2 separate regions of the Homo sapiens genome follow, and region 1 is linked to region 2. Evidence: read pairs that join two places in POLR2A ChIA-PET (ENCODE). Cell type or tissue: PC-9. All regions are shown on one strand. Each heading gives the region's core, and the rest is flanking DNA. Links, peaks and the distances in the headings are about the cores only. Region 1 overlaps TMC5 (transmembrane channel like 5). Region 2 overlaps GDE1 (glycerophosphodiester phosphodiesterase 1).

Evidence for each region. ChIA-PET counts read pairs that join two places held together with the same protein. Peaks named below come from ENCODE experiments on the same cell type or tissue, not always from the same donor. Only the 100,000 strongest peaks of a DNase experiment are listed, where the experiment ranks them.
Region 1: POLR2A ChIA-PET joins it to region 2 with 11 read pairs; 2 of 35 experiments call an interaction of 5 or more read pairs at or near these places.

What each region holds. Positions count from the first base shown.
Region 1 is chr16:19,426,996-19,435,911 of GRCh38, forward strand. TMC5 (transmembrane channel like 5) reads left to right here. Exons shown (of 22, transcript NM_001261841.2): 2 at 3,418-3,645. Among named protein-coding and RNA genes, the nearest start is that of TMC5, 14 kb to the left of the region's middle. In PC-9, for the core only: no CTCF peak of the experiment used is centred there; DNase peaks (open chromatin) are centred at 5,196 and 5,606; H3K27ac peaks cover 4,974 bases.
Region 2 is chr16:19,501,530-19,510,445 of GRCh38, forward strand. It overlaps GDE1 (glycerophosphodiester phosphodiesterase 1), which reads right to left. Exons shown (of 6, transcript NM_016641.4): 4 at 6,158-6,250; 5 at 3,352-3,563; 6 at 164-2,088. The coding sequence ends at 1,941. Among named protein-coding and RNA genes, the nearest start is that of GDE1, 16 kb to the right of the region's middle. In PC-9, for the core only: CTCF peaks have their summits at 1,318 (motif pointing left) and 1,517; DNase peaks (open chromatin) are centred at 1,292, 4,272 and 6,562; H3K4me3 peaks cover 3,006 bases; H3K27ac peaks cover 5,827 bases.

The DNA of each region.
Region 1 (8,916 bases), core at 666-8,665, 74 kb before region 2:
AGCACAGAACTTCTAGTGCCAAAACTGGGGAAGTCCTGGGCACACTGGGACAAGCTGGTCACCTGAGGATCCATGTGCCCCCCTCTCCAGCAGGCTCCCAGGTGACTTTCATGGGCACCCAAGCTTGATGTTGTCAGATGCACCCTCATCAATAATGTTTTAAATGTTGGAGTTCCGGCTGGGCACAATGGCTCACACCTGTAATCCCAGCACTTTGGGAGGCCAAGGCCAGCGGATCACTTGAGGCCAAGAGTTCAAGACCAGCCTGGGCAACATGGTGAATTAAAGTTAATTAAAATTAAATTTAATAGTTGGGCACAGTAGCTCACACCTATAATCCCAGCTACTCAAGAGGCTGAGACGCAGGAATCACTTGAGTCCAGGAGTTCGAGGCTGCAGTGAGCTATCATCGTGCCACTGCACACCAGCCTGAGTGACAAAACGAGACCCTGTCTCTGAAAGAAGAAAAATAAATAAACAATTTAGTTTCTCAATCTAGTTCCCGAGCTGGCCATATTTGAAGTGTTCCATAGCTACATGTGGCTAGTGGCTGCCATATTGGACATGCATGTAGAGAACCATTCCATCGGCATAGAAAGTTCTGTTGGACAGCCTTGCCCTAGATCAAGTTTTGTCAACTTTGGCACTCTTGGCATTTGGGGCCAAATAATTTTCTATTGTGGGGAGGCCAGTCTTGTACATTTTAGGATGTTTAACAGCTACCTACTAGATGCCAATGTCACACCCCCTGCTACAGTTGTGACAAACCAAAATGTCTCCACACATTGCCAAATGTGCTCTCAGAGGCAAAGTCGCCCCCACTTGAGAACCACTGCTCTAGATCCATAGTTTCTGCCACTCTCTTTCTTAAATAGAATGAAAGCCAGCCGCACACTGCGTACTTCAAACAGAACATCAGCCCCTGAATGCAAACATTGTACTGCGATTCAATTGCATCGACCAGCTTTACATCTAAGGCCTGTGAGCTTCACCCACCTTGGGGACTGTCTTAGGAGAAGGAAAGTCTTGTTACAAAGTAGCATTAATCAAGTGGGCTTAGAGTTATAGTTAGGGTAAAACTGCTGGGAGGGGTTTAGTCCATGAACTTCCTTCCAAGAAAGGATCGTGGTAAAAGAGGAGGAATCTTAGCTAGCGGAAAGAGATTTGATAGGCTTCAAACATCCATGTAAAATAAAATAATCTTCTCATTCTAGCTTTTTTAAAAACAAATTTTACTTGTGAAGATTAATTGGTGACTTGTGAAGATTAATTGGTGACATTTGCCAACTCTTTCTTCTCAAATTTCCCAATTCTTTTTTTTTTTTTTTTTTGAGACAGCATCTTGCTCTGTTGCCCAGGCTGGAGTACAGTGGCATGATCATAGCTCATTGCAGCCTCGAACTCCCAGCCTCAAACGATTGCGCTGGCTTAGACTCTGAAAGTACTGCGATTACAAGCTTGAGCCACCTCACTCAGCCCCAATTCTCATTTAAAAAATACATTAGAACTCATGTTAATTCAGTGTTATAAGACGCATTTGTTACTTCAGTAGTAAACACTATACCTTAGACCATTTCCTTGAAGGATTTTTTGCCATGTTTAGGTGATGACTTTCAAGCGATTAAAATTCATTTTTCTTTTTCTAGCTTCTGACTCTTTCTCACTCATTTAACAAGCTAAAAATCTTACATTCTCTTTACCTTACCTTTCCTTGAGAATTGAATAAATATCTTGAAAACTTAGTAAATTCCTTAAAGAAGGGAAAACAAACAAACAAAAAGGACAAGAGGATGACTATTTTGCTGTATTTATATTTTCCTTTTTTGTTTTGTTTTGTTTTGTTTTCTTGAGACAGAGTCTCTCTCTGTTGCCCAGGCTGGAGTGCAGTGGCATGATCTCGGCTTACTGCAACCTCCGCCTTCCAGGTTCAAGCAATTCCTGTGCCTCAGCCTCCCAAGTAGTTGGGATTACAGGTGCGAGCCACCACGCCTGGCTCATTTTCTTATTTTTAGTAGAGATGGGTTTTCGCCATGTTAGTCAGGCTGGTCTCCAATTCCTGGCCTCAAGTGATCTGCCCATCTCAGCCTCCCAAAGTGCTGGGATTACAGGCATGAGCCACCATGCCCGACCAGTATTTTTATTTTCCTATTCATAGGTTTGATCTTGCTGTCTTGAAACCACAGACCTTATTTTCTAAGCATAGGCCTCATTTTCTTAGGCTCCAAGGAGTCTAAGTGTATGGCTGTGAATGTGCCTGACACTCTGAAAAGCCAACATGGATCTCAATACTAACAAATGTTTATTTACAGGAAGGCTTTGTTAATTGAGTGATGGAAGCTATTGCTCTCACTTGCTATTTAGAGACTATTGACATTACCTTTATTTCCTGGTCCTAAACATTACACACTGCAGATAAAGGAGTTCCTGGCATTTATTTGTCATGGCATCGAGGCTGACAGCCAAAGTAATCATTACACTAATACACATTCCCAGAAAGAGCAATCAAGAGCAGGCAAGCAAACGAAATCAATGTCTCTGCTGAAATGTGCCTGTGTGTGAGCGTCCCATGACCTGGTGCTCTGGCAACCACTCGTCCATGTGTGGGGGCCATCATCCTTGTGTTGGAGTTGTCTGTCCAAGATCAGGTGCCTGCAAAAAGAATGGGAGCTTCCAGAACCGCTAATGTGAAACTTTGGTTGAAATGAGGTGCCTGGGAATGAGCGATTTCTTCTTTTTTAAATTCTTTTTCATAGCCTTTCAAGAATTTTTAGAATTAGCCAGTCTTGAACTCCTGACCTCAGGTGATCCACCTGCCTCGGCCTCCCAAAGTACTGGGATTACGGCGGGAATCACTGTGCCTGGCCCAAAGTTCCCCTTTTTATAAGGACACCAGTCATGTTGCATTAGGTCCCACCCCAGTGAACTTATTTTAACTTGATTACCTCCACCGAGATCCTACTTAGAAATCAGGTCACATTCTGAAGTACTGCGGACTGGGACTTGAACATACCTTTTTGAGGGGATGCAACTCAACTCATAACAGTGGTCACGGTATGAACAGCATATGCCCTGGAAAGTCACACACCACATTTACGATAGTGGCACCTTCCAGACAGGGAAGAGGACACTGGAAAATTGGATTAGGAAGAGGTATTAGAGAGCTTCACCAGAAATGTTTTATTTCCTTAAGAAAACAAATGCAAGTCTGGAATTCATATGAAAAAGATTAGTATGAGTTAATATTTGACCTTTTCTTCTCTATGCTTCACTGTAGTCTAATGTTTCAAGTTTTTAAGAGAAGAGAAAACAGGAAGCCATTTGAGGCAGTGTTTTCTGCTTCCAAATGCACAGGATTGGGTTGTACAGTATGAGCCCATCTTTTATGGAAGTTTAAGTCCTCTGTCTTCTGATTTTCAGGACATGAGGCTCTGCCTGCAGTCAGCAACTTGGAATATTCAGACTTCAGACCAGCATCACAGATTATAACCCTCCGTAAATCATCTGCATCCCAGCTCCCATCAAAAGCCAGCCTGAAGGACCCATGGACACGTGACTCCAGTGTTCTCAACAACATCTTAAGATCAAGTTGGTTTGCACAACATTTGCATCTACTTGGGACAAAGCAAGAACAATAAGGGCAAAAAAGTAAGTTTTCATACAGCTGAATTTATTCGGTTAAATAAACTACCCTTCTTTTTGAGATGGGGTCTCCCTCTCTTTTTTTTAAGTCCATAAAATGTTTTATGAGATAATGGTGATAGTCAATTGTGATAGCTGCCATTGCCTTTAATATCCTTAGATGGCAAAACAGAATTTTATTGGGACTAATTTCTTTCCTTCTCTCCACTCTCTGCAATAAAAACAATTTTTTTTTTTTTTTTTGAGACTGAATCTCGCTCTGTCGCCAGGCTGGAGTGCAGTGGCACGGTCTCAGCTCACTGCAACCTCCCACTCCCTGGTTCAAGCAATTCTCCTGCCTCAGCCTCCTGAGTACCTGAGATTACAGGCACGCGCCACAACAAAAACAATTTTTTAAAAATTATTTGGTCTGTTTTAAGTCAAATAAATGATGGTTCATTGGAACTAGTTAAAAACTTCTGTAGAATCATTTTCATAATTTTAACTGTGGGTCTTAAGTATGTAGGGATCTTACATTATTTACAGGATCATCACTAGCATATAGAACATTGATTTCATTTATGTTAAGAGGTTAATCATGGGTTTTCATGACAAAGTTCACCCCGTTAGAAGATAAAACGTGGGGGCCGGGCGCGGTGGCTCACACCTGTAATCCCAGCACTTTGGGAGGCCAAGGTGGGTGGATTGCCTGAGGTCAGGACTTCGGTAGCAGCCTGGCCAACATACTGAAACCCCGTCTCTACTAAAAATACAAAAAATTAGCTGGGCATGGTGGCAGGTGCCTGTAATCCCAGCTACTTGGGAGGCTGAGGCAGGAGACTCGCTTGAACCCAGGAGGCGGAGGTTGCTGTGAGCCGAGATCGTGCCATTGCACTCCAGCCTGGGCAACAGGAGGGACCTTCCATCTCAGAAAAAAAAAAAAAAAGAAGAAGAAGAAGACAAAATGTACGGCTGAAATTGGACTTTGTGGCCTTGTTTTGCCTCTCTCGGGGCAACTTCCTGCTCTTGGTGCTGGTCAATTTGCTGTTTTGTAAGGCCCTGGTTTCTCTTTCCTGTCTTTCAGGTAATAAATGGCCTCAATTAGAAAAATTAACCTTTGGACAATTCACAGGCTTCATGATCACATGTTCTAGCCAGGCCCAGGGCAGGAGATGGGAAAAGGAGATTAAAGATAAGAATCACAGCTGGCCATCTTCTGCTGGCACCTGTAGATCTAAAGCATTCTTTGTGACGGTTCCATGGTATTCCACTGTGCAGATGTCCTGTGACTGATTCAGCCCATCCCCTGTTGATGAATTTTTGAATTGCTCCCAGTTTTTTGTCATTATACACAAAGCTTGGCCTGACAATCCTTAGCAATTCTGGCTGAGTGTCTGGGTTTCGTGAGATCATTTTGGTGGTGCAGAACAGAACTCGTGGGTGGCTGGCCTGGCCTTATGTTAGCTTGAGGCGGGGAGAAGTGGGAGGCGGCAGAGAGCCAGGTAAATAGCTTGACTGTGACCTCATCCATATTCTAGGATGTAATTGATCCCTAGAAGATTTCTGAATTAGCTGAATGACAAACACAAGATACTTAGATGACCCATTCGAACCAGGAAGCCTTGCAACATCAAGTAAGGAGTCCTCAATTAACAGCCTTAGAAGACATGTCATTGCTTGGGCATGTGATTGAAAACCATTCAAATGGTGAAGTGAGAAACCCTAAATGGGATATGGAAAGGAGGAATTGAAATAGATGGTTCAATAGCCCTTATTGAGGAGGTGCTAGAGAAAAACCAGGAAGAAAGAAAGTAGGATAGTACCCTCTTTGTGCTTTTTCCAAGGCAACAGGAAACAGTATCATTCCTTTGAACCTGCAGCATACCTCATTTACTCCTCTAATAGTTAACAGGAAGCTAAGGGTAAGGTTCTCAGAAGGCCACTCCCACTTCATGTGACATCAGTGTGAGAGACTATTTCCTTATGGCCATTTCCTCCTCTCTCTTTCCCAATCCTTTTCTGTGGGTTTAGCTCTTTGTTTGTTTAGGTATTTGTTGCAGTGCAGGTGGTATGGTTACAGCATTTGTTCCCAACTGTGAAACAGATGTGCAATACACAAGCTCTTGTCAAATGGCAATGGAACAGAGAACTGTCCAACAGACTTGAAGCTAATTGTTGGCTGATCACATATAACATCCATCTTTCTATCTATCTATCATCTATCTACCCATCTGTCTATTTATCTGTCTATCTAATCTATGTGTGTTTTTGTATGTGTGTTCTATGAATGTGTATATATAATGTATATTATATGTGTAGATCTATTATATATGTAGATATGAATAAATATATACATAAATTGTATGGATATCTTTGTGTGTATATACATATAATATACACATATAATACACATATACGCATACAATATGAAGTTATATACATACATACATATATATAAATTTGTCAAAGATTCAAAACAAAGACCAAAATGATTTGTATCAGTCAGGCTAGTCTAAACTCTGCTGCATCAAAATAACACTATCTCAAAATCTAAATGTCTTAAAACATAAAGGTTTGTTTCTTGCTCATGAAAAGCTACTGTGGGTAGGTGCAGGTGGGCTGTGAGCCATGCAGTCATGCAGGAACCCGGGCTGGTGACTGGGTCCCCTTTGGGAATATCACTGGTTCCCATGGCAGTGGAAGGGGAGCTAGAGGGTCTCATTTTGGCTTTTGAATGCTTTCTCTTGGAAGTGACACAGTCACTTATGCTCACAGCCCACTGGCCAAAGATAGCCATATGCGATTGTCTTCCTGCAGCACAATGACCTGGAGGGGACTCCAGAGTCTCTCCCCAACTCCACTCCTGCAGCCCCTCTTGGAGTTAGAGCTTCTGAGTGCTTTGTTTGCTGGTGACCCTGAGTCCTGGCTTTCATTACATTGTTATTCGATCCCTTTGAAAGAGTTCTCATGATAAATTATTTTCAGAAATTGATCTTGGGAGGAAGTGTAGTCCTCTTGAAAAACTGGTATACTTCCTTTTTATTGCCACACATAGTGAGTATTAGATAACTTGTCATGATTCCCTTTTAGTCTTGGCTAATAAGAAGCTCAGGGCAAAATTTAGTTCTCAGTTACAGTCACTATGTTGGCCTGGGAATTTTGCAGGATTGCTCCTTCCTCTACCTGATTATAAGACATTTCCTATTTCTTTCTTTCTTTTTTTTTGAGACAGGGTCTCATTCTGTTGCCCAGGCTGGAGTACAATGGTGCGGTCATAGCTCACTGCAACCTCAGCCTTCTTGGCTCAAGCGATCCTCCCGCCTAGCCTCCTGAGTAGCTGAGATTACAGGCATGTACTACCATGCCCAGCTAATTTATATATATATATATTATATATATAATATATATATAAATCTATATATTATATATATAATATATATAATATAAATCTATATATATTATATATAATATATATATATCTATAATATATATATTATATATATATCTATATATCTAAAATATATATATCTATAATATATAGATCTATATATGATATATAGATCTATTAGATATATAATATATATATCTATATATCTATAGTATATATATCTATATATATAATATATATCTATCTAAAATATATATATCTATAATATATATAGATCTATATATAATATATATTATATGATCTATATTATATATATAATATAGATCTATATATAATATATATTATATGATCTATATTATATATATAATATAGATCTATATATAATATAGATATAATATATATATCATATATATCTATATATAATATGTATATATCATATATATCTATTATATATCTATATCTATAGATAGATAGATAGATAGATAGATAGATATAGAGAGAGAGAGAGATGGGGGTCTTGCTATGTTGCCCAGGCTGGTCTCAAACTCCTGGCCTCAAGGAATCCTCCTGCCTTGGTCTCCCAAAGTGCTGGAATTACAGATGTGAGCCATCATGCCTGGCCCATTTCCTATTTCTTTAATCATGTCCTGGTTGAGTGTGTGACTTTTACTGTGTACTCACTCCTATCTCTTTTGGAAGTTGCCAGGGTTTACATTGTACATAAATAAATATAATATCACATAATAGCTTCCATTCAGTGACTGCTTCCTTGATGTTGGCCACCTTCTGTGCCTTATCTTGTTCATTCCTTACAACAATCCTATGAGATATTATTGTCAGTATTGTATGGTTGAGGAAACAGACTCAGAGGGGTTAAGTGACTTGCCCAAGTCCACACAGCCAGCAAACGGAAAGTAAGCCCAGTTCTGACACCAAGGGCTGGGTTCCCAACCACTTTCATTTCACAGCATCACATAGACAGATGATTCCATTCAGGTAACGTATATTCACCTAGAAGACCTGTCTTCACGTAGGTTTTGTTTTCATTGGTTCCGATTTTCTTTGATTTATGTATAAGAAAATTGGAAATATTTGTGAGCCAAAACCCTACCGCTTTTTTCAACTGGTATAATGGCTCCTGGGAGAATCGGAAGGTTTTATGTTACAGCTTCTGATTTCTCATTTTCTTTTTAAAATTTAGGAGTATAGGCCAGGCGCAGTGGCTCACACCTGTAATCCCAGCACTTTGGGACGCCAAGGCGGGTGGATCATGAGGTCAGGAGATTGAGACCATCCTGGCTAACATGGTGAAACCCCATCTCTACTAAAAATACAAAAAAAAAAAAAAAAATTAGCCGGGCATGGTGGCGGGCACCTGTAGTCCCAGCTACTCGGGAGGCTGAGGCAGAAGAATGGCGTGAACCCGGGAGGCAGAGGTTGCAGTGAGCCAAGATCACGCCACTGGACTCCAGCCTGGGCGCAGAGTGAGACTCTGCCTCAAAAAAAAAAGAAAAAAATTTAGAAATATGTATTTACAGAGATGTGCACAACTCTTAAGTGTGCAACCTGATGGATTTTTACATACACACACACACACACACACATGCCTCCCTTTAACCACCGCTCAAGATCATCAGCCAGCAACCCAGAGATTCCCTCCTGCAATTCCTAGTCATCACTCACCTCTTTCCTTCCTCAAGGTAGCCACTATTTTGACTTCTGTCACCATGTATTACTTTGCCTGCTTTTGAACTTTGTAAAAACATTATGCAGTATGAACTCTGTTGTGTCCAACTCTTTTTCCTCATCCTTGCATCTGTGACATTCATCCATGACGCTGCGTGCAGCAGAAGTTCAGTCTTTGTTGCCTCTCTGTAGTATTTCATGGGATGAATATGCCACAATTCATT
Region 2 (8,916 bases), core at 421-8,420:
AACTCCTGGCCTCAAGTGATCCACCCACCTCAGCTCCCAAAGTGCTGGGATTACAGGTATGAGCCATCACGCCTGGCCTGATGTATCTTCTTTGGTCACTTTTTCCTCCTCCTTTCACTCTAGTCATAACATGGCACGGAAGTACATGCAGTTTAGACATTTGTTGCACTCAATGAACAAATCTTTGTTGTTTATTTTAAAATTCAAGACAATTTTTTTGCAAATGCTGATTCAAAACGTACCAATCCCCATCTATCATGCCTATGCCAATACAATCTGTCACAAAAAAGTTTGCTTCTCATTGTCACATAGCTATGGGGACTGGTGGCCTTCTAAAATCACTGTCCAGCTGCTGCAAGTGTGAGGCCAGCAACCCACGGCAGGGATGCAGGAGGGAAGCCATGGCTAAGCTGTGGGCCTGGACAAAGGCCACAGATGGGGTTGAAAGGTGAGAAGCGGTAAGCTAGAGGAGACAGACGGCGTTGCCATTAAAAACAATTCAACTTCATTTTAATGTTGCTATGTAAGTTCACAATAAAATCCCTGGAAGTTCAAATTGGAAAGAGCAGTTTGGGGTCATGGGCTCAACAATATAAAGGCAGATTCAGTGAGGGGTAAGGGTAGTGGCTCTGGGGGCAGACTGACCTAGATTTGAATGCCAGTTGTACCAGACTCAAGACACCTTGGGTAAGTGGTTTTATGAAGTACCTCAGTTCTTCATCAGTAGAAAGAGTGCTAACACCTCCATAAGACTTTTGTATGGATTGAGTAAGATAATGCATGTTAAACCACTTGTATAGTTTCTGGCTAACTGTAAACAAGATGTTCTAGAAGTTCTAGTTATCTTTTTTTTTTTTTTTTTTTTTTTTTTTTTAAGAGTCAGGTTCTCACTGTGCCACCAAGGTTGTAGTGCCGTGGTGTAATCATGGCTCATTGCAGCCTTGAACTTCTGGGCTCAAGTGATCCTCCCACCTCAACCTCCTGAGTAGCTGGGAATACAGGCATGCACCACCATGCCTAATTTTTTAGAGATGGGGTCTTGCTATATTGCCCAGTCTGGCCTCAAGTAATCCTCCTGCCTCAGCTTTCTGAATTGCTGGGATTATCGGCATGAGCCACTGTGCCCAGCTAAGCTGTGACTTTTGAGGCAACCCCTTCCCTTCCACAGAGTTTAGTTTCCTCATTTGTAAAATGAGGACAAACCTAGATATTTTTGGAAGTTTCTTCCAGTTCTAATTGCCTATGATCAGATCACATCTGTTGCAGAGCTTCCTAAAAAGCCTGGAAAAATGCAACTCTGCCCCCTGGTGGTTTGCAGCTCTCTATTCAAGATGCTATAAATCCCTCATTGGCTTCAAGACCTCCCTACCATTTTGGTTGCTGTACACTGAAGCCTCACTGGATTGCATGGTGGCTTCCCCAAATTCCGTATGCCTTAGGATATGATGCTTGGCACACAGTTTTCCTTTAGTGCTCCTTTTAATAATTTTATTAGTATGGCCACAAGTTTGATGTCTACAGTACATGTTAACATAGCTGAGTACAAATATTTGAAATAAGTGTGGCAAGTTTTAAAATGTCAACTCTGAGTTATCATGCATGTCCCATGCATTTACATCTGCATCTGCAAACTGTACAATTCAATCTGTGCTTATCCTCACTGGGTCTCCCTGTGTGCCTCAGCTAGGGCAGGGCAGGGGCTCTTGTGCGTTTTTTCAGACCCAGATTTTCAAGAGCAACAGTGTTGAACTCTGGCATGCCATGGTGCATGGTGGCAACACCGGGTTTAGCTTTGGTTCAGGTAAAAATGCAGTGACCAACTATTGCATTTGTGTGAGTCACCTGATTCCCCAGGGCCTGGGCTAGCACAAAGGGTATTTTGATATCCCTGTATGAGGCCCCTGGCAGTTTCTGAACCCGTTTCGTCCCACCGTGAAAGTCTAGAAGTGAGGTTCGCAGTCTTCTACCATGCTGTCAGTGATATAGCTGGAACCAAGATGGGATTCGTAGTAACTCTTTTCATCAAAGGTATTAACAGTCCAACCAACAACCTGGATTCCTTTAGCTGACCACTTCTTCAAGTAGGCCCTGGGGAAAGAGGAAAGCCAATCCTGTTAGAATAATAAGCAGCTGTCTCAGGAATCCATAATGGCCACTAAGTATGGTGTTCACTGCATACCAATGGTGCCCAGAGAATGCCTCCTAACTGGCCTCTGCACTGTGATCAGAGGGACTGTTCCAAAACCCAGGATGCCATGAACCTCCTCTACACTGTCCCAGCTTAAAACATTTCAGTAGCTCACTAATGATCGCCACCCCCAAATGTCCTTGGCACAGCCACTGAAGGTGTGCCTGACCTGGCCCCGACCTGTCTCCTTGGCTTCATCTCACACCACATTCCCCCTTTCTTTTCTGTGCTGATTAATTTTAAATTAATTGAAAGAATATTAATTTTCTTTCACTTCCTGGAAAGAACCATGTTCCTTCCTGCCAGAGCACATTACATGTATTTTTCTCTCTGATCTGGATTCCTCCCAATTCCCACTCACCCTTCAGATCTTAGCTTAACTGTCACTTCCTTGGGGATGCTGTTTCTGACAACCCAGACCAGATTAGATTATAGCCCATGCACAGTTTTCTCTGACATAGCCTGTATCTTAGTTTTAACTTTATATTGATTGGATTTTTATTTGATTAGCATCTCTCACTCTCCCACTTGGCTATAAACGTCACGAGGGCAGAGATCATGGCTTTGATTCTTTACCCACTGCATCTTCAGCTTCTCAACATGGAACCTTGCAATAGTATAGGCACTTACCAAATATTTATTGAACTGAATCATGTATGTCTGAAATAATACTAGACCTACAACTCTAATTAGCTGAAATATACAGATACAGAATTGCCAAAGAAATGATTCCGAGATCGCTAGCAGGTTAGGAAATGGAAATTTTATGGGGAGAGGTGGGGGAGTGCCTATAACATAAGACGGTAGTGGGGAGGCTGGTGCCCACAGGATGTCTTCACTGTGGTTCTGCCCAGGATCCTGTGTTGGCTTTCAAAAAAACCAGTCACAGAAATAAAATCCCTTGCTCAGCATAGTGTCACAGGTTCATTTTTTTTCTTCAAAATACACTAAAAAACCGAAAATATGTGATCGACTCGGTCTGAAAACAGTGAAATATGCCTGAACTCTTCCCACCTAAGAAGCGAAATTGGTAATCCAATTTAGAGGTATGGTAAGCTTTGCAGGTCAGAACCAATTCAGGTTGTCTACTCTGTTAATCCTTCCTTTCAAATAAGAGCATTCAGGATGTCTGTCTGGGTAAAATAAAAAACCTTCCAACTTACGGGGATACAAAATCCTTTTGCATGAGGAAAGCTGAAATTCCACACAGGTACCACAAGATATTATGCATGCTCCAATCGAGCAAAATGTCCATCATAACAAATATAAAATGTTTCCAGAAAGTATCATAGCGTGGTTTCCCATCTCCTGTATGGCTTAGGCTCCAAGGTCTGTGAGTTAATGCTGTTATTACATCCCGATCTGTTTGTCTCATCTGCAAAGGAATTTGGGGAAGTAAAATAATGATCATATGTAAAGTTGAATACTTATTAGTTTAGATTTAGCCAATGTGCTCAATCAGATGAGGTGGTCATGGTTGGTACCCTGCCCCGGTATCTACTAAATAAGTTCTCAATCATAAACCCTTTGAGAAAATAATGTGAAGAATGTAAAGCACTAATATGCAGCACATATGAGAACTTTTTTTTCCCAGTCCTTAAAAACTGCAATCCTATCTTTAAAATGGAAAAATTAAAACTTCAGGATCAAATTTTAATAATGTCATGAGAATAAACTTTTAATTGGCTATTGACTTAAATCCTGGCCAGAGATAATTAATTAGAACTCAATGAGGAGGGAACCAAGGTCAGTTCAAGATGGGCTGTTTAGTTTTGACCCTTTCCAGAGCAAATGGCTGAAGAGTTGTAGGGGTGAGGAGGGGGATGGGGAAGTGAGGTGGGAAGGGAGAGAAGGGATTGTGACGAGAGAATGGGAGAGGACAACAGAGAAATGGAGAGATGTGGATGGAGTTCCTTTAGTCTCTGCTCTTGTGCTCCTCTGGGGGAATGTCTTATACGTTTTAAAGGACTCTGTGGTCAAGGAAGTTTGGGAAACACTGTTCCAAATGTCTGCAAGCCCCATGACCCTATTCAACTCCATGACAGCTTCTATTGATAGGCTCTATCCTCACTGTAAAAATTTTCAATGTATGCTCTGTTGGTCACTGGTAAAGAATGCTACGGAACCAGCTTGTTATTCTGGAAACTGGTAAATAAAAGGAAAGATAAAGCATTTATTCTGCCTATTTGGTAACTAAATAGTAGAGGAGGAAAAGTTTCTTTTTAAAGATCTATTTCAGCTAATGCAAGAAGTAATAGAATTAAAATATCAGCATTTTGTAGCTCCCTAGAAAATGGACAGATCTGGCCAATGAGCATCAATAGCAGCCAAAAACAACAGGAGTCAACCAGATGTCAAGTGCCTCCTGACGGAAAAACACCCTCATCTCTAGAGTTATCTTGCCAAGAATAACCAACCCTAACCTCATCAAGGCAAGCTTCCAGCTCTCGCTACCAGTTTATAGAAAATAAAGAGAAAAAAATATTAAGCCATATCATGGCATAATCAGCAAAATTTGGACTTGGGTAAACTCTACAAAACAATAATCCGGTTTCTTCAGTAAATACAAAACAAGGACCCCCCCCAAAACAAACAAACAAAAAAAACAGAGAGAGAGAGAGACAGAACCTGCAAGTTTTAAGATTTACAGTTGCCGGCAGGGCATAGTGGCTCACACCTGTAATCATTTTGGGAGGCCGAGGCAGGCAGATCACCTGAGGTCAGGAGCTCGAGACCAGCCTGGCCAACATGGCAAAACCCCGTCTCTACTAAAATACAAAAAAAATTAGCCAGGCATGGTGGTGTGTGCTTGTAATCCCAGCTACTCAGGAGGCTGAGGCAAGAGAATTGCTTGAACCCGGGAGGCAGAGGTTGCGATGAGCCGAGATCATACCACTGGGCGACAGAGCAAGACTCCGTCTCAAAAACAAACAAAAAAAGATTTACGATTGTAACACGCCGATCTTACTTGGGTCCTATTCGAATGAGCAATTTATGAAAAACAACCATTTATGACATTTCCGAGACAAGTCAAAATTTATACACTGGATATTTGATGATATGAATAATTTATTGTTAATAATTTTTAGATGGGACAATGGCATTGTGGCTATGTTTTTAAAAAGGCATCACTAGGCTGGTTACTGTGGCTCATGCCTGTAATCCCAGCACTTTGAGAGGCTGAGGTGGAAGGATTGCTTGAGCTTAGGAGTTGGAGAACTGCCTGGGTAATACAGGGAGACCCTGTCTCTACAAAAAATAAAAATAAAAAATTAGCTGGGCGTGGTGACGTGCGCCTGTGGTCCCAGCTACTTGGAAGGCTGAGGCAGGAGGATCATTTGAGCCTGGAAGGTCAAGAGTGCAGTGAGCTGTGATCACACCACTGCACTCCAGCCTGGGAAACTGAGGGAGAACCCGTCTTTTAAAATAAATAAATAAATAAATAAATAAATAAATAAATAAATAAAATGGCATCACTTTTTAAAGATTCTTAATGCAATTTTATGGATGGAATAAGATTTGCTTCAAAATAACACTGGGGAGGATCAATGGGGTTATGGGTGAAATGAGCTGGATCACAGTTAAAGGGGGGGTACACTACTACTTTATTTTATGCATGTTTTAGATTCTCCATAATTAAGAATTTATTTTATGAAGGTATGTTCTGCTGTTAGTTGGTGAGAAGTAGGGGCTACATAATTCTTTTCTGTTGTGAGAATTTTACTACAGTAATCTGAGTGAGCCTATAAACAACATAAAAGAAGGGGCAAAAGAGGAATAATGGCATTCTGTAAGGGGTATGAGTACATTCCCCTTCTGGAATTTCTCTGGTTAATTTAAAAGAGGAGCTTCTCAACTGTGACCCTGATGCAGTTCAATTTAATAGGCATCTATCCTGTGCTTACGCAGCCCATTGCAATTATCTACACCAGCTCACCTAATATGTACAAGAAAAATCCCGAATGTTACCTTGTAGATAACTTCTGGCAAGAAAGAACAGACCACACTATTATTATACAGTTGAGGAAATTCCATATACATTTTCTTTAGAGCCTCAGTAGCCTGTAAAATAAAGAGATTCATATATTTAAAATTGATTAAAATGTGATAGATAGCCCCAGCCAATAACTATCACATATTAAGTACAACCCTATGGAATAAAACAGAAGTTTACTAGAAATGGAGGTACTGAAAGTATTGGTAGAGTCTATTATCCACTGGGATGCATTTTAAACTCACACCAGCAGCAAACAAGGAAGAAGGTGGAGTACTGCTGCTTTACTCCCTCTGAGGGCCTCACCCCTTTTGGAATACTTTTGAAAAGTGTGGTAAGCCGTAGGTCAGATGAGGCCAGAGGCAAAATTTTCCTTGCCTTATACCCTAGTTTAGCCACTATGAAAAGTCCTTTCATACCCACAGCTCTATCACTCTGTGCCTTTTCTAAATGAAACATGAGCCAGCCAGTCTGGGAACTACAGAGGATAGATTTCTCAGTCCAGGGGACTGAGAGGACGCATTACCCATCACCAATATGGAGGGAGAAGTAATGGGGCAAGGGTAGGAGGGACTGGGAAGAGTTAAGGGGCTCCCAATTCTTCCCAAGGTGAACAGAAGTTTCTTTTTATAGTAGTCTAGCTACGAAATGAAGAAGACATGATAGAATTTAAGTATTATTTGGTAACCCCTAGTGAAGTGACATCAATAGCAGCTAACAACAAGAAAGTCACCAGCCATGTGGGACGCAATGCTGCTGCTGCATAATTTGTGAAACACTGCTAATTTTTGGAATGTTACACATACCCCTAACCAAATATGATGAGCAAAATGCATTCCCCCACCAAAATAAAAAAGGACACAAATTATCCATGTCATGCCTCCTCTTCGCTAATGCAACTGAAGGCAAGCTATAGAAAGCATTTTTTTTTCTGTTTGAACAAAGACATGCACTGTAAACTCTTAGCATTTACATTATTTAATTCTCACAACAACCTTATGTGGTAACTGCTTTTAGTATCCCCATTTTACCCATGAAGAAACTGAAGCTCATCAAAGTTAAGGTTACCCTGTAGTAAGAGCTCAGTCAAGGACTGTTGGAGTCCCAAGCCCATGATTTTGGCCACTGTGCTCTACTAGCTCCACTTTGTTGCCTACACTTGTGCCTTTCTACTACCATCTTGGTGAATTAGGTCACTATGTTCTACCCAGTCTTGGCTGAACACCCATGAGCACCCATTCAGAAGACTCAAATAGCTAGATTTTCTTTTTTAAATGTCTACTTCTTTTTAAAAAGTATTCTAAGAGAAGCCAGGCGTGGTGGCTCACACCTGTAATCCCAGCACTTTGGGAGGCCAAGGTGGGCGGATCACTCGAGGCCAGGAGTTTGAGACCAGCCTGGCCAACATGGCAAAACCCCATCTCTACTAAATATACAAAAATTAGCCGGGTGTGATGGCACATGCCTCTAATCTCAGCTGCTTGGGAGGCTGAGGCAGGAGAATTGCTTGAACCCCGGAGGCAGAGGTTGCATTGAGCCGAGATCGCGCCAATGCACTCCAGCCTAGGTGACAGAGTGAGACTCTGTCTCAAAAAATCTAAGAGAATAAGCATAAAAGTCAGTATACCATGGGTGAAATGTAGGACCTATCAGGGTTCCCAAATGTGGGCTGCAACATCAACAATGAGCACCTGAGGTGCTCATTAAAAATACATGTTCCTTGAGCCCACCCTAGACATTTTCAGAATCTCTTCCCTAGGGAGAATGGCCCAGGAATTTATATTTTAAAATAGGTACAGGTGATTCTAACGCAGACCAATTGGAAAACCTAGACGTATACAACTATCGGTTTACTAGAATAATAAATTAGTTACCATTATCTTCCTTCTTCAAAAATAGGAATTAACTGTTAATAAAATTAGAGTGTATACTTAGGCTCCACATTTCAGGTTTTTTTTTTTTTTTTGAGACGGAGTCTCGCTCTGTCACCCAGGCTGGAGTACTACTGGCGCAATCTCGGCTCAGTGCAACCTCTGTCTCCCCGGTTCAAGCGATTCTCCTGCCTCAGCCTCCCGAGTAGCTGGGATTACAGGTGCCCGCCACCAAGTCCAGCTAATTTTTGTATTTTTAGTGGAGACAGGGGTTTCACCATGTTGGCCAGGCTGGTCTCGAACTCCTGACCTCAGGTGATCCACTCCCAAAGTGCTGGGATTACAGGTGTGAGCCACTGCACCCGGCCCATTTTGGGTTTTAACAACTGGTTTCAATGATATCATGGGATTAATTAAAAAAAAAAATTGGCATCATCAGAATTCTCAACCAGTAGATGGCCCTTACCGATTATTAATATTGCTAGGGGAAAAATACTCAAGTTGCCCAAATGGGGAAAAAAGTACTTGCACTTGAAAAGCTGGTTATAAGAGAACAAATGTAATCAGAATCATATCTTCCCACTGATTTTCACTGTAATAATATGTTCTTATGAGTGTAAGTGCAGGCCCTAAAATTTAAGCAAAATTTTATCTAGGAATGTCAAATACATTTGAAGAAAATAAATGATTTTCTGATAAAAGTATAACTGCTAAAATCAATGAATAAAAAACTATACATAAGGGATATAAATTATACAAAGGGATAAATCTATGTAAAAGGTATATGTTCTGTTAACTATTAGAAGCTTTTAATATAGGAATTCTCTTTAAATGCAGTCCATAGTTGTCCATATAAGGCCCTT